2 separate regions of the Homo sapiens genome follow, and region 2 is linked to region 1. The links are chromatin contacts, found by Hi-C or POLR2A ChIA-PET in ENCODE. All regions are on one chromosome and are shown on one strand. Each heading gives the region's core, a stretch centred on a gene start or an enhancer-like site at or near the end of the contact. The rest is flanking DNA. Distances are from core to core; before and after follow the strand shown.

What was found. A loop is a pair of places that touch in the nucleus more often than their neighbours do. ChIA-PET counts read pairs that join two places held with the same protein, here RNA polymerase II (POLR2A). Pooled maps may share reads with other maps.
Region 2: a loop to region 1 is called in a pooled map, with 6 times the contacts of the local background. The contact joins the promoter of SNHG16 here to the promoter of JPT1 in region 1. A Hi-C loop is called at or near these places in 1 of 168 maps with a recorded cell type or tissue (ovary) and 2 of 50 pooled maps. POLR2A ChIA-PET finds 5 or more read pairs at or near these places in 2 of 52 experiments (HEK293 and WTC11).

What each region holds. Positions count from the first base shown.
Region 1 is chr17:75,152,944-75,156,713 of GRCh38, forward strand. JPT1 (Jupiter microtubule associated homolog 1) reads right to left here and starts at 1,569. Exons shown (of 5, transcript NM_016185.4): 1 at 1,399-1,569. The coding sequence starts at 1,454. RefSeq lists a silencer at 1,165-1,404 and an enhancer at 2,057-2,652.
Region 2 is chr17:76,555,342-76,559,111 of GRCh38, forward strand. It overlaps SNHG16 (small nucleolar RNA host gene 16), which reads left to right and starts at 2,423. Exons shown (of 3, transcript NR_038111.1): 1 at 2,423-2,516. It overlaps SNORD1C (small nucleolar RNA, C/D box 1C), which reads left to right and starts at 3,449; the gene lies at 3,449-3,528. RefSeq lists enhancers at 1,454-1,553, 2,043-2,843, 2,244-2,503, 2,844-3,645.

The sequences.
Region 1 (3,770 bases), core at 319-2,818:
GTAAAGGAATGTCATTTCCCATGCTTTCCTCCTAAGGCTCAATTGCTGAGTGAGGCGTGCTTTTTGTTCCCAAGTTCTCTAACCCCTGTGAGATATGGCTATTTCACGTGTCTTCTTAGCCCCACAAAATGGCTCCCTTTGTGCCACTTGGCCAGGACCCCGAGGGTAGCCACACATGAATGCAGGTCATAATCGATGTAAAATACATGCTCAAAAAAGTGATTTAAGCTTCTTCCAAGCCTTGAAGAGGATCCCAGACATAACTGTAACCCACCTTAAAGAACAGTGTGCAATTAGCTGAGACAATGTGGACACCTTCCACAGAATCCAAACCCTTCCACCAAGTAAGTTAAGCAAGGACTTGGAAAAGGGTTCCTGTCCAAACACTGTACCCAGTGCCCCAAGCCCAAAAAGCAGTGGGAAGAAGGGCAAGAAAAATCCCCCGCTTCCCAGGTAGCGCTACCACGTTAGAGACAATGGATGTCTCCGGCCCCGCCCAAGAACAAGAAACCTCCTCCTGCAAGGGAACCAGGGCCAGGGATGAACTCACTGGGCAAACGTCAAAGGAGGAAGCGAAGGTAGGATGCAAAGGCCACGGTCCGAAGGTTTAAGCGCAGAAAACCCACTCGGGTTGGCTCGTTCCCCGCGCCCGCCCCCGCCCCCCGCCTTAGAAATGAGCGCAGGGATGGGGAGAAGGGGTCTTTCCTTTGTTAGGAAGGGGAGACACTTGGAAGAGGGGAGGCACTTCGAAGAGGGGAAGAACGATTGGGTCCTCAATGGGGGGTGAAGGGTCGCGATGACCAGCCCCGCTCGACCACACATGCACCTGTCAGGTAGGTCCGAATAAGGAGTGGGGGCACGGCGAGGGTAAGGAGCCCGCCGGACCTGATCGATCCGGTCTCCGGATCCAATGGCTGCGCGCGAGAGCGAGACCAACCGCATGCCACGGGGGAGAGACAGGAGCGCGTGGCCCATCAATGGGACAATAGGACCTGACCATGCATGGGGCCCTAAAGGATCCCCGGGCACCTGGGGGGCCAAGCCCACCACCCTGGGGATGCACCAGCCGGGATGCACACAGGAGAAAGCGAAGCCCTCCCCGAAGGTTCCGATTAACGAAAACCGGCCGTGCTCCGAGGGGCGACCAGCCCCGGCCTCCTCAGCCCCTGACTCCGTGGAAGGAATGAATGGAGAGCAGCAGGGACCCGGGTGGGGCCGGCGCGCAGGGCTCGCCAGGCGGCACAAAGGCGGCGCCGACGGCAGAACCCCGCCACCCGCCCCGGCGCGAGCACAGCGCACGGGGCTCGTTACCCGCAACGACCGGCGCGAGGCCCCGCCGGCAGCGGCCCTCCCAGCCCCTCAGCCCCGCGCGGCTCGGGCGCGACCCGGTCGCCTCACCGGGAGCTATTCCTGCTGTTGGGGTCGACTCCCTTGAAGGTGGTGGTTGTGGTCATGGCGCCGAGGAGCGAGGTAGGCTGGCGCCGGAGCAGAACGCTCAAAGGGTCGGACCCGAGGGGCGCTGGGAAACTCCACACCCAACAGCCGACCACCGCTGCAGGAGCCGCCGCTGCCGCCTGTCCGGCCGATCGACGCCTTTATAGGGTTTTCAACCCCCGCCCCCTAACCCGCCGGCATTGGCCGATTCAAATGAATTCTTTCATTCCTATTGGCTCTCTGGAGTGCCAAGCACCATGCGGCATTACGATGGGCTGTGGCGGCCACGGCTCAGCCTAAGCCCGCCCCCTTCCTGGACTGGGAAGGCCTTGGGACTCTCTCCCCTCCCCCACCCCAAAATCTCGGCGATGATTGGACGGAAGGCGAATCTACCTCGCGCTGGGTGGAAGTCGTGCTGGCTGTCACTGTAAAACGTTACCTGACAGAGGGGGAAGCTCTTTCTTGGGGAGTTACAACCTCGGCAAGCAGAAGGGAGATTTGTCACTGTTACTGTTCTCTCATTTGCTTTACTGATGGTGGGATAGTAAGGGCATCCTCCTTAAAGGATGAAAAGTACTGCAACAAGTTGACATTTATCTGTTGAATACCTACTGTGTGTCCCATTTAGAAACCTAATAGTCTCAAAGCAGCCGCACAATGAGTCAGCAACAGAGAGCGCACCAAGATGATCCCTTTTAAAAGGACTGGAAATTCCTTACATTTTAATGTTACTGTTTAGTTGTAATGGGTGGTGCATGTACTGGACCAAAATTACAGTCGCTCCTATTTGGGGGCCTATTCTAAGGCTGGTTAATGCCTGGCACCAGGAATGGACTCATTCCCTGCTACCAAGACTATGGAAGCAGCTCAGGCCTCTGCAGCTGTTTATAACCCTTAAGTCATGACTCTTCCACCTGTCTGGGTAAATCTATCCATGCGACAAATGCAGACACACTTGGAGGATTCAGGAATGATGGTTTACAAGATCATAATAGGAAAGCCTTGGGCAAAAGAGGGCAGGCCCTTCTCATGTCTTGCATATTTCCTCAAGGCAGATGTCTTTGCTTGTCTCAATATTTCCATAATAATTGAACCACATTCCTCTTTGCAAAGCCACCTTTCAGGTAGTTGGAAGTTTGTATTCTGGGCAGTCTAGGTTAACCACCCTCCCCCCCCGGGCTTTCATGAAAAGCCAGTGAGAAGTTCTGTTCTAGAAAGCACGGATGATGCATTTATGTGCTTACCACAACAGCACGAAGCGCACCACTTGTTTGTGTTAGAATCTTCCCTTCTTTTTTTCCTTTCTTTTTTTTTTTTGTTTTTGAAGTGGAGTTTCGCTCTTGTCACCCAGGCTAGAGTGCAATGGCGCTCAATGCAACCTCCACCTCCCAGGTTCAAGCGATTCTCCTGCCTCAGCCTCCGTAATAGCTGGAACTACAGGCGTGCGCCACCACCCCTGACTAATTTTTGTATTTTTAGTAGAGACGGCGTTTCACCATATTGGCCAGGCTGGTCTCAAACTCCTGACCTCAGGTGATCCATGCTCCTTGGCCTCCCAAAGTGCTGGGATTACAGGTGTAAGCCACCGCATCTAGCCAAAATCTTAGCTTTTTTTTTTTTTTTTTGAGACAGAGTCTTGCTCTGTCGCCCAGGCTGGAGTGCAGTGGTGGCGCGATCTCTGCTCACTTGCAGCCTCCACCTCCCGGGTTCAAGCGATTCTCCTGCCTCAGCCTCCCGAGTAGCTAGGACTACAGGTGCGTGCCATCATGCCCGGCTAATTTTTTGTAGTTTATTAGTAGAGATGGAGTTTCACCATGTTAGCCAGCATGGTCTCAATCTCCTGACCTCGTGATCCACCCACCTTGGCTTCCCAAAGTGCTGGGATTACAGGTGTGAACCACCGCACGCCCAGCCAATCTTCCCATTCTTTCTTTTTTTGTTGTTGTTGTTTTCGTTTTTTTGAGACAGAGTCTCGCTCTGTCGCCCAGGCTGGAGTGCGGTGGCATAATCTCGGTTCACTGCAAGCTCCGCCTCCCGGGTTCACGCCATTCTCCTGCCTCAGCCTCCCAAGTAGCTGGGACTACAGGCGCCCACCACCATGCCTGGCTAATTTTTGTATTTTTAGTAGAGATGGGGTTTCACCGTGTTAGCCAGGATGGTCTAGATCTCCTGACCTCGTGATCCGCCCACCTCGGCCTACCAAAGTGCTGGGATTACAGCATGAGCCACCGCACCTGGCCAATCTTCCCATTCTTTTTTTTTTTTTTTTTTTTTTTTTTTGAGATAGAGTCTCGCTCTGTCGCCCAGGCTGGAGTGCAGTGGCACAATCTCGGCTC
Region 2 (3,770 bases), core at 1,173-3,672, 1.4 Mb after region 1:
CTACTCCACAGAGCAGCCCTGAGGGCTGCTGGTTGCCCATTTTTATGGTTATTTCTTGATTATATCCTAAACAAGGGGTGGATTATTTACGCCTCCCATTTTTAGACCACATAGGGTAACTTCCTGATGTTGCCATGGCATTTGTAAACTGTCATGGCGCTGGTGGGAGTGTAGCAGTGAGGACGACCAGAGGTCACTCTCATCGCCATCTTGGTTTTGGTTTTGGTGGGCTTATTTACTGCAAACTGTTTTATCAGCAAGGTCTTTATGGCCTGTATCTTGTGCCGACCTCCTGTCTCATCCTGTGACTTAGAATGCCTTAACCGTCCGGGAATGCAGCCCAGTAGGTTTCAGCCTCGTTTCACCCAGCTCCTATTCAAGATGGAGTTTTCTGGTTCCAATGCCTCTGACAGTAGTACTTCATCGCATTGTGAGGATTAAACGAGTTCATACATGTACAGAAACCAGTATAGGGAATGGCACCTGGTAAGTGCTATGAAGTATTAGCTATCATTACTATCTTGTCTACAGTAGGTCACCAGCCCGCTAGCAGCTTTTGGGAAATTCCACACTTAGAATTCCCACTGTAAGTCTCAAATGAAAGGAACTATGTTTGCAGGGATAGAACACATTCTTCCTTTCAGTATTACACAAAATAACGTGTCTTCAAGGGTAAGGTAGAGAAACCTAATGGCCAGAATTACTGCTGAATGAATTAATGATTATTTGCTGAAGACTTACTGTGAGCATAGCAGGTAAATACCAAACCCTGCACTGTTAAGAAATTAAAAAGAAAAAAATAAAAATAAAAAGAGGCTGGGCGTGGTGGCTCACGCCTGTAATCCCAGCACTTTGGGAGGCTGAGACGGGTGGATCACCTGAGGTCAGGAGTTTGAGAACAGCCTAACATGGAGAAACCCCATCTCTACTAAAAATACAAAATTAGCTGGGCGTGGTGGCGCATGCCTGTAATCCCAGCTACTCAGGAGGCTGAGGCAGGAGAATCACTTGAGCTTGGGAGGCGGAGGTTGCCGTGAGCCGAGATCGTGCCATTGCATTCCAGCCTGGGCAACAAGAGCAAAAGTCCATCTCAAAAAAAAAAAAAAAAAAAAATAATAATAATAATAAAAAGAGACTTCTGCTCTTGAAGAGCTTACAATCAAATGAAAGGAGGTAAACATAAGCAAATGTGGTAATTTGAAGATAAGTATCTGCAACATATTACCATCTGCAGGACAATATAACCCACACCGAAGGCCACAGAGATCACTGTTAATGGGTGGATGAGAACAGGGAGACTGGAATGGAGAAAAGGCTCTCGGTCTTGCAAACTTAAACTAGCTTTCAAATAGGTGCAAATTCTGGCCCTGATTGTTGATGTCGTTTTTGCCTTATTTTTATTTCAAAAACGAAGCCAGACCGGGCGCAGTGGCTCACCTTTGTAATCCCAGCACTTTGGGAGGCCAAAACAGGAGGACTGCTTGAGGCCAGGAGTTTGAGACCAACCCGGGCAACATAGTGAGACCTCATCTCTGCAAAATAAAAATAATCAGCTGGGCGTGGTGGCGCTCGCCTGTCGTCCCGGCCACTCAGGAGGCTGAGGCGGGAGGATCACTTGAGCCCGGGAGGTCCAGGCTACAATAAGTTATGATTGCACCACTGCACTCCAGCCTGCGTGCCAGGGTGAAACCTTATCTCAAAAACAAACCAAAAAAACCCAGAAACAAAAAAAAATGAAGCCAAGGTGTTTGCCTGAAAAATAACACTCAGAAGAGCAGTGGGTGTTACATCATTCTCCGTTCTTTTCGTAATTCAGCTCGTGACACTTGCCTTTTTTTCTCTTCTCGGAATGCCCCGGGCCCCTGGGCAGCCGCGGAGGCCGAGCCCCGTCGCTCTCCAGCGCTCCTTGCCGCCCGCGCCTCGGCTTCACCGGCCTCGCCCCAAACTTAAAAACACCTGAGCAGGAGGTTGAACGATTCCCTCGGAATCTCTCCTCTTCACTAACCCAGCGAACCACCCCAAATGCCCCTATCCTCCCCCAAATAAAATCCGCAGAGCAATTAACAAAGATACTCGGCCAAGCCCCGGTTTCCTCATCTGTCCCTGCCCCCTCGAACTTTCTGTGCTTCCCCAGTCTCGACCAGGGACAAACTGTGTTGAAGCTCAATGACTTTCTGGCAGAAGTGAACCTCCAGCTTCGTTTTCTGACAGCCGTGGTTCTTCACAGGCCTGGTTTCCCACTCCGGACCCTCCACTGCCCCTGGTGGCGGCCACCATCTTACCCCCAGCTCCAGGGTCGCGCTGAGGACGCGGCCAGCCCCCAGCCGCCGTAGTTTTGAACTACATTTCCCACCAGCCCTTTCTCAACATCGCGAGAGTTCCGGAGAGATTGCCGAGAAGACTTGCGCGCAGGGGCGGTCTCGCGTTCTTTTCGAGGTCGGCCGCGTGGCTGGAAGACATGGCCACTCCAGTCGGTGTTGAGCACGGCGAGCAGTCTCAGGCCTTTAGTGATGATGGTAAGGCTGCCTGGGTGGGAAAACGGGGTCTTCCTTGACACGACACTAACATACTTGGCTTCCCTTCCTCAGAGACGAAGTGGTGACGATAATCTCGGTTTCTCCCTCATAGGGTGGTTAGGAGGGTTAAAAGTACTGGATGAGAAAATGCTTTCCAAACGTTGAGAAAATGTTACTATGTGAAGGGAGAGAGCTCAAGCCCGTCCTCGGCGTCATAGGGCCGGCTTCTGCGGGGGAGAGCGCCTAACAACCTGGGCAGCCCCGTGCGCCTCCGCCGCGCGTGTGCTGAGCGTCATGCCCAGGGGTCTTCGGTGCCCGCGCACGGGCAGACTCTGACGATGGTGGTTCTTAATTCAGCATCAGGAGTGTTAACGTGTGAAGACGTGATTCCGCTTGGAGTGTCTTGAGGACGGCCCCAATCGGTAGTTCATATTTAGCTTTACAGATAGGAGTCAATAGGATTGTAAACTTCTGGAAAGCCGTAGTTTTAACAACGAGCCTTTTTTCCTCCCCCAGAGGCCTTTCTTTGTTTGGCATCTGCAGAGACGGTGAAAAGCAGAGCTCCAGGTTGAAGGATCAGAGTAATAGATGGAGCCCTTAACATGAGTAAGAGTGGGTGCAGGCAGGGCCTGAGTGGTCACTAGAAATGAGAAAGCACAGTTGGTGCCATCACATACATTCACCTCCTGCTTTATTCTGAAGTTCAAGTATGAGAATACGTGTTGACATACAAGCCAGCTATGGTAAGAAATTACTCAAAATTCAGAATGCTAATTATTTTAATGATAAAAATGAGTAGCGTCTTTGCCCGTGTGATTTGGGGCCACTAGGTGTCATTGTAACCAGCGTGGATCCTCGTTAGGGCATGCAGGGATGAAAGAGACATGGCAAATGAATTTTGGATCGCTAGGATTTAGGAATCTTTGTTATTGGCTGAGCTGAGGATGATTTAAAGTTATCCCTGTCTGAAATGGTATCTTTTGTGAGGAGGTCTGACTTGCTGAGGCTCAGCTGTTTAATACAAATCTGGAGAATAAACCTTAAGGTGGTTTCTGTTAGAATGAAGCCTGTTATCCTTCTCTTTTAGATTAAAGGTGGTGGCTGTGGCCTTGAAAACAGTCATGTGAAAACTCATCACCTTAAGGTGTTAAGTGTAAGGATCTTCATGATGAAATTTCTGTAAATGGTGAGATTTTTAGTACTTTCATAGACTTGAATATGCTTATGGTCCTCTTTAAGTATTGGTTTGTTAGT